Linked DNA regions of Homo sapiens: region 2 is linked to region 1. The links are chromatin contacts, found by Hi-C in ENCODE. All regions are on one chromosome and are shown on one strand. The core of a region is the stretch at or near the end of the contact, and the rest is flanking DNA. Distances in the headings are between cores, read along the strand shown. Region 1 holds the start of POU2F3 (POU class 2 homeobox 3). Region 2 overlaps GRIK4 (glutamate ionotropic receptor kainate type subunit 4).

The links. Hi-C counts contacts between places; a loop is a spot of excess contacts on that map. Pooled maps may share reads with other maps.
Region 2: a map with no recorded cell type shows a loop between it and region 1 (2.0-fold over the local background). The contact joins the enhancer-like site here to the promoter of POU2F3 in region 1. A Hi-C loop is called at or near these places in 2 of 37 single-sample maps with no recorded cell type and 2 of 50 pooled maps.

The regions. Positions count from the first base shown.
Region 1 is chr11:120,238,241-120,241,984 of GRCh38, reverse strand. It overlaps POU2F3 (POU class 2 homeobox 3), which reads right to left and starts at 1,845. Exons shown (of 13, transcript NM_014352.4): 1 at 1,614-1,845. The coding sequence starts at 1,641.
Region 2 is chr11:120,708,499-120,712,242 of GRCh38, reverse strand. All of the region lies in intron 3 of GRIK4 (glutamate ionotropic receptor kainate type subunit 4), which reads right to left. Among named protein-coding and RNA genes, the nearest start is that of GRIK4, 200 kb to the right of the region's middle. RefSeq lists enhancers at 754-1,495, 2,441-2,530. Within about 2 kb of position 1,727, at least 7 of the 41 ENCODE cell types and tissues checked have a DNase peak (open chromatin) inside an H3K27ac peak, as active enhancers do.

The sequences.
Region 1 (3,744 bases), core at 596-3,095:
GACAGGGTGGAGAAGGTGTCTGGGCTTCTGAGAAGCATCAGCCAGGAGCTCACTCCTGGGGAAGGCATAGAGGCCAAGCCCTATGCCTCAACCTCATCCTCTGGTGTTCTCTGCTCTCTGCTATATCCTCTGAGGCCCCAGGCTGCCTCCCTGCTGGGTCCCAACTGTCCCACCCCCTCCCACTTCCACAGAATGGGAGCCTCCAGTAGACAAGGAGGTGGAAAACCCCCAGGAAGTCTGTGATCTTGGTGCTAAAAAACTTCCCATCCACTGCTAAGCCCACCTTTCTGAAGAGACTTGCTCCCATTCAAACCCTGGCCTTCTCTGCGGGCAGTGAAGGGGAGAGCACCTACCCGGGGATCTGCCCCAGGTATGCCCAGTCTAGAAACAGACTTTCCTCAGACTCTGGATGACACCCAGTTGGATGGCTTCTTCCGCCTCACCTAGCCTTTCTGGCACGTCCTGGAGAGCCACTCAGTGCCAACATCTCACTGCCAGTCTGCCTCTCACTCAGCCCTGCCAGGAAACAGCATCTGGGGAACTGGGCACTCCAGGTCCCCTCCCTCCGGGCACTCACTGACGCTTGTTTTCAGGCTGGGTAGGCCTCAGGCCTGCTCTGCTTCTTGGGGTGGGTCTGGAGCATTGCCTCCTCCCTACTCTCCCAGAAAGGAGACCAGGTAACAACATTCCCATCAACAGCCCCGAAATCCTAAAGAAAGATCACTGGGTCCTGCCCACTTTGAGAGTAAGTTGCTAGGTTAGAAATGGCCAGGTCAGGTACCGCTTTCTTCACTTGTTCTTTGCTCAGGCCCTGTGACCTCCAGAAGGCCCACCCTAACAGGAAGCCCCAAGCCAAGCCCAACCTGGCTGCCTGGCAGCTCCTGCCTTAGCCCAGCTGTGGAAGGAGGAACAGCAAGGTGAATGGAGGGGCTGGGTTCCCTCCATGCCCACCTCTCATTCATTCATTCAGGGAAGCCTGACTCCCGGCAAAGCATTTGCATCTCCTAGGTTTCCACCCCTTAGGGAAGGAAGGCATGGGACATGGAACCCAGAGGATGTGTCTGTCACCATCCCTTCTCAAACACATGGGGGCATGGCCCCTGCCCCAGGGGCACCTCTGTAATTGCCCCACCTCAGCCACTTCTCCTAAGCCCCCCAACCACCTAAATGTCCGCTTTGCCTCCATTTCACACATATGCCCGGACACCAGCACACAGCATGTGGACATACACATTTCCCTCACTTATGCACTCCCAGGTCCACACCCCTGGCTGAGTGAGTGAACCACCCATCCCTGCAACCTCCTGAGACTATGACAGTTCAGTACACCCACGTCCCATACAACTGCCACTCCCCAGACCGGGGGCTTCGAAGCCCTCCCGCCCTTCACCAGCCCCCACCCTCATTCTTTTCCAGGGTTTCTTATCCCAGATCCCCTCCCTTTAGTCCCCAAATACTGACCGGCACCCACCCCAGGACAACCCGCTATCCACACCGCCCTCTCCTGGCCGCTGGGAAACAAGCCCCCCTCCCTAACCAGAACGTTGTCCCTCTCCTTCACCCCTGCCCACGCGCAGTGACACCTGTCAGAGCTCATTCCCTCCGCCCCTCACCTGTGTGCATGGACTCCAGATTCACCATCCTGCCCCAGGCGGGGCCAAAGCCAGCGCCCCCCCAGGCCCCTCGCCTCTGCCCCAGCCGGGGCCCCTGCGAAGCCAGGGTCTCCTTCCTCCAGTTCCCGGCCGCCGCCGCCGCGGGAGCCGCTGCCGGAGCCGTCGCCGCCACTGTCGCGCGCTCCGCTGCTCCGGCCCGGGCAACACTCGGCGCCGCCAGGATTGCCACACTCCCCAGGTGAGCACGCGGCGCGGGGCGGGGGCCGCCGGCCACGCCCCCTGGCAGGAGCCCCGCGCCTGGCCCCAGGCCCATGCAAAGCAGTGATTTGCATACATGGAGCTGGGGACCTGGGGAGGGGGCCGGGGGTGCTGCCGGGGCGGGTCTCGATCCCGCGGAACACCTGCCTGCTCCAACCCAGCCTGGCAGCACCTCCTCACCGCGCCCGGAGTGGCGCCAACTCCTGGTCCTGCTCGCCCTTTTTAGGAAGCCCTGGCGGGTTCTCCAGCCTGAGCCCGAGCTTCCTTCTGGACAGATCGCGAAGTGTAAGCGCTGCAAGGAGTTGGAGTGTTTGGAGAAGTCGCGGGGGTCTGCTGGAAAGAATTCAGTTTTGGAATCTCGCCTCCCAACCGCTTACCAGCAGTGTGGCTGGGACAAGGTTCTTCACCTCCCTGAGCTCATTTAACTCACCTGTAAAACAGGACAGGTGCTAATCGGGTTCCCTATTGGGCTGAGCAGGTGACCAAGCTCACCTAGCCCCCATGGCATCCTCACAGCATTGTGGGATTTAGACGGGGTGCAGTTTATTATTAGCAGAGTTTCCAGGTGCACACAACTGCTTCCTGCTTGCCCCTCCAGTCTCCCGCCCCAGGTCCCAGGTTGCTGTGAGGCTCTACGAGATGATGGATGTGGAAGTTACCAGTGCCCAGGCTTTTGGTGACAGCCACCTTCCAGAGCGGGGAAGCGGCTTGCTCAAAGGTGCACACTTCCCTAGTGACAGAGCCTGGCTGGAATCAGGTCTCTGGACTCCCACTCCAGTGCTCTTTGCAGCACCCATCATAGGCTCACCCCTTTCTCTTCGTCTCTTCAAGTCCCAGTAAGTGGTCTGTCACCACAGGATGGCCTGCATGGAAGCCCAGAAAGCTGTGTGCAGACAGGAGGGCAGGGCCTCGCTTTCCTTCCCAGACAGGACTCCTCATGAACATGTCTTCTCCTTAGTCCCATGGGCTACTTTCTGAGCACAGAACAGGTTTTGGGCTTTCCTGCCTCTACACCTTGTTTACAGTGTCCTTTCCCCCTGGCACGCCCATCCCACCGTGCACTCCAGTCATGCCCACGATAACACCCAGCATTTCGTGTGCCTTCACTGTGTATCAAGCACTGGGGTGACCAACACTTGAAAGGCATCTTTCGTGCCTTTAGTTCTTGTTTAGTCCTCAAAACCTGTACATTGTACTATGATTATTGCCATTTTATAGATGGGGAAAATGAGGCTTAGAGAGTTTAAGTTCCGTGTTCTTTTTTTTTTTTTTTTTTTTTTTTTTTTAGACAGAGTCTTGCTCTGTTGCCAGGCTGGAGTGCAGTGGTGCAATCTCGGCTCACTGCAACCTCCACCTCCTGGGTTCAAGCGATTCTCCTCAGCCTCCTGAGTGGCTGAGACTATAAGCACGTGCCACTACACCCAGCTAATTTTTGTGTTTTTAGGAGAGACAGGGTTTCACCACGTTGCCAGGATGGTCTCGATCTCCTGACCTCGTGATCCACCCGCCTCAGCCTCCCAAAGTGCTGGGATGACATGTGTGAGCCACCACGCCCAGCCTAAGTTCCATGTTCTTAACAGCCTTCGTGGCAGGTTCTGAGGGCCTTTTCTTAGCTTACCCCCTGGTTGGTAACTGATCAATTGCTTCATTCTAGTGCCAGCACCCCAGCACCTAGAACAGGGCTGGGCACACAACAGGTATCAGAAAGTGTTCTGTGGGTGCTACAGTGGCCCCAGAGGAACAGGAAGCACTTAATTGCTTCTTCAGGTCCACATACACCACCCTCCCCAGTCACATGGACCTCCCTTCCCCACGCTCCCGAAAAGAAGGGAGGAGAGAAACTTCTTCTTGCTTCTTTTTCTTTTTCTTTTTT
Region 2 (3,744 bases), core at 478-2,977, 470 kb before region 1:
CAGGACCTGGCTTCTCCATCACCTCTGAGAAGCCTTCCACTACCCCCAAGGGCAGGCTGGGTGCCCCTGCACCCCAGGTTCCCTTAGCACCCTGTATGTGTGCTAGTGGAGTATTCACCTTACTTTACAGTCACTATTTATTGACATGTCCATTTAATTTCCCTGCTGGGTGTAAGCTGCGTGAAGCAGCGACCTTGTGTGCTTTGTGTATTATTGCATCCACAGCACCTCACAAAGAGCATGGCACAGTGCAGTGTATAATAATCATTTCCTGAGTGCATGGATATATGAATGAATTGGATTCTTAATGAAGCTACTCAGACCACGGAATGGGTAGGATTCAGTTGCTAGGACTTCCAAGCTTTTCATCCCGTACAGAACCCACCTCCTGTCTCCTCTGGGCTACACGTCAGCTTTAAAGCCTTTCTGTCCTGGCCTGAGGGCACTGGGGAGAAATTTCCAGCCCTCTCCAGCCACAAAAGGCCTTCTGCAGGTTCAGGGTACATTAGCTTCCCTCTTTCTATTGGATCATCCTGCAATGGACATTTTGGGAAGTTCTTTTCTGGAAAACATTAAGGATCAATCTGTTTGGTATAGTTTTGCCAGGTGGCTACAGATTCAAAAGAGATTGGTTAGGATCTTGGAGGCCCCTTTCTGCCTTGGGAGTCTCTGCTCTTAGATTCTGAAAGAGCCTGTCCTCCTGAACTTGGGCTATCCTGAGAGACACCCCTTGAAGAGAAGCATGACCCATGCCAGGGTGTGCCTCAGCACTGATCCCCAGACCAGGGGGATGGGTCCCGCCAGGATGAATTTGCTTCTCTCTGCACACCTTGGGCTGTGGCAGAGGCAGGTGATGGGCACCAGGAGGTCTCTGACTTGGGGCAGCAGATGAAGCGAGGAACATCTCGTCCCACCTTGGTGAGCCCACTGAGAAAGTTAAGACCCAAGGTTTAATGCCTTTGCTCTGCTCTTGAAATGCTCATTCTACTCTCACCCACTGTTGCCCTTAAAAGGAACATTTATAACTCGCTTTCATTTACCCTCTGCCTCCACTGCTGCCATTAGTATTTGATGTCTCTCGAGGAAGGCACGCTTTCCTGACATAACAAGCTGTGGTGCAGGATTCATCAGAGACACTGACTTGGAGCTCACTGTCTCCTACAGCTCAGCATGGCCCACCCTGCATGGCCCACCCTGAGATGGAATGGGAGAGCAGGGCCCTGCAGCTGCTCACACCCCCTCCCCACCTCACAGGGGCAAGCGAGGCTGGCCGGGCCGCCTGGTGCTCCAGTTCTGCACTGCCTTCTGGGAATGACAGTTTTGTAGTCAGCTGAAGACTCCCAGTTAATTTATTTACCCACTTCCTTACTTTCTGGGCCTCTGGCAAAGAGGCCTCCAGGCACACAAACAGATTTTAAAATAATACAAATCATTAACATTTAAAATGGTGATGCAGCAACAGCTTACTCTGCTTTCCTGAGGTAGCAAAGCAGCTCAGAGAGGAGCAGGGCGATGTGCAAGGCTCAAGGTCAAGCCCCAGGCCCTCTGGGCACAGAATCTGGAGGAGGTCTGCTTTCTTCCCTGGAGAAAGGGATCGCCTTTGACCCCTGCACAGAAAAACCGCAGGGCGCATTCCAATCTGTGAAGAAAGACTCTCTATTGTGAGTCACGTGCCCAGAAGAAAGAGCCCGCACCACTGCTGCCTCACACAGCTGGAATGGGGGGGCCGTTATGCCCACAGAGCAGGCCAGACTCAGAGCCTATATGCACTTGGTTACAGAGGGGCCAGAGTGAGTCAGTGCCGTCGATCAGAAGAGCCACCCCTGGGGTCCACCAGGAGGTCCGAACTGTATCTTGACTTCTGCCATGCAGGAGCCATGTGGTCTCAGTCAGACCTCCTAACCTCCCGGTGACTCGGCCCAGCTCATCTCAGCTTTCTCATCTGGCAAATTATAGAATTGTTCTATTGTAAAAATGGAACAGGTCCCAGAAAATATCCAGTTCAATCTCCTTACTGTACAGATAAGTCTGTCCTACCTATTTCTCCGAGTTACTAGAAAGATTAATTGGAATACAGGGAACCTTCTGTATTTGTGGATCCAGGACTTAAGATCTGACGTGGTGTCAGTCATTTCGTTTTGTTTCTGCCTTGTCTCGCGCTGACTACTGTTCAACTGGGACCTACAAGCCACTCTGAAACCAAGGTACAGCATTCTGGTTATGAATCACGATGCTTTGTATGTGCGTGGCTGCTTCTTGGTTTCCAAAGCACCCTCGCCTGCGTTAGCTACTTGATCCCAATGATGCAGACAGTGATGTATTAATGTGGCAGGTGGGAAAATACAGACAGAACAGTACACTCTGAGTCTCACAGGTGGCTGAGAGCATCCCGGCCATTTTATTCCTTGTCCAGGACTCTGTCTTCTACACTACTCTGATTTTTTAGTTCAGAAAAACTGGGACTCTCTTTGGTATAATCAGAAAACCTAAAAGAGCCTCAAAAAGGAAGAGGCTTTGGGAACTGGGTGAACAGCTGTCCAAAGCATACACAGTGTATGCAACAAACACTTATAGAATAGTCTATTTGCAGGGACAGTCAGAGGTGTCATATAAAAGTAAACTAGGGTTATTATTAAAATCCCACATTGCAAAACCAGATGGCACCAATTCTCCAGTACTCCTATCAAACTGACCTTTTATTTTCTATAAGCTAGTCAGCATTTGCAGAGAATCCCTCAGGAAGTAACTCCAAAACTGCAGTAGAAGATAAGGAGAAGGGCTGGGGAACTGAACCCCTATTTTCAGATGACAGAACTTAGTCCAGGGACTTCTGAAAGCAATCATCCCCTCCCTGTCAGGTACCATGTCTTATTTATCCTCATGTCTCCGACATGTAACACAACACACGGCATAGAGCAGGTGCTCAACGGAGGTGAGCGGAACTGCCATGAGATTGGGGGTAGAAACTAGATCTAGAATGAGCATTCTAGATGAGGGTAGGGACAAGAAGTGGGTCTCAAACTTTAGAATTCCTGTGACTCACTGGGTTGCCTGATTCAGACATTTGAGATTTAGTAGGTCTGAAGTCTACATTTTTAATAGAGTCTCCAGGTAAGATTTTAAATAGGTGATCCTTGGCCCTCCCTTTGAAAAATATGCCTTGGAAAGGACTCCGGACTCCTGACCTGGCAGGTTCTCCTGAGGGCTATTTATACATCTCACATCCATACAGTTTGTCCCCAAGCTCTTGGGTTTTATAAATGTCTCCAGGCCAGACCAGGTAAAGGTTACTGCCCTGCCTTTGCTTATGCTCTGGCCCATCGAAAGCAGCCAGCCGGCTTGCTGGAGTCCTGCAAGCAAAAACCAACCTCCAACAGCACGGGAGGGGGTAAGAGGTGGGAGACAGAAGAGAAGTGTCTCTGTGCAGCAGTCCTGGCCTCCCAGCAGCAGGGCCCTGCGCAAAGCAAAGACTTCAGCTGGTGCAGCCTGAGAGCAGAGTATCAGGAAGACAGCAGGTCTCGGCAACTGCGTTCTGGCCCAGCCCGACTGAGGGTAATTAACCTTTAGGCGGGCAGCTTCATTTCTGGAACCAGCAGCTGCCTCTGTCCTCTGGAGCCCGTTCACGTTCCCTTAGAGAGCACCAGGCTGGGGGCATCTCCCTGGATGTGGCTCTGTTCCAAGGCCCAGAGATGCAAAAGGAAAAATACCCATACTGACCAGCCTGCCAGCTGCCAGGGCTAGCAC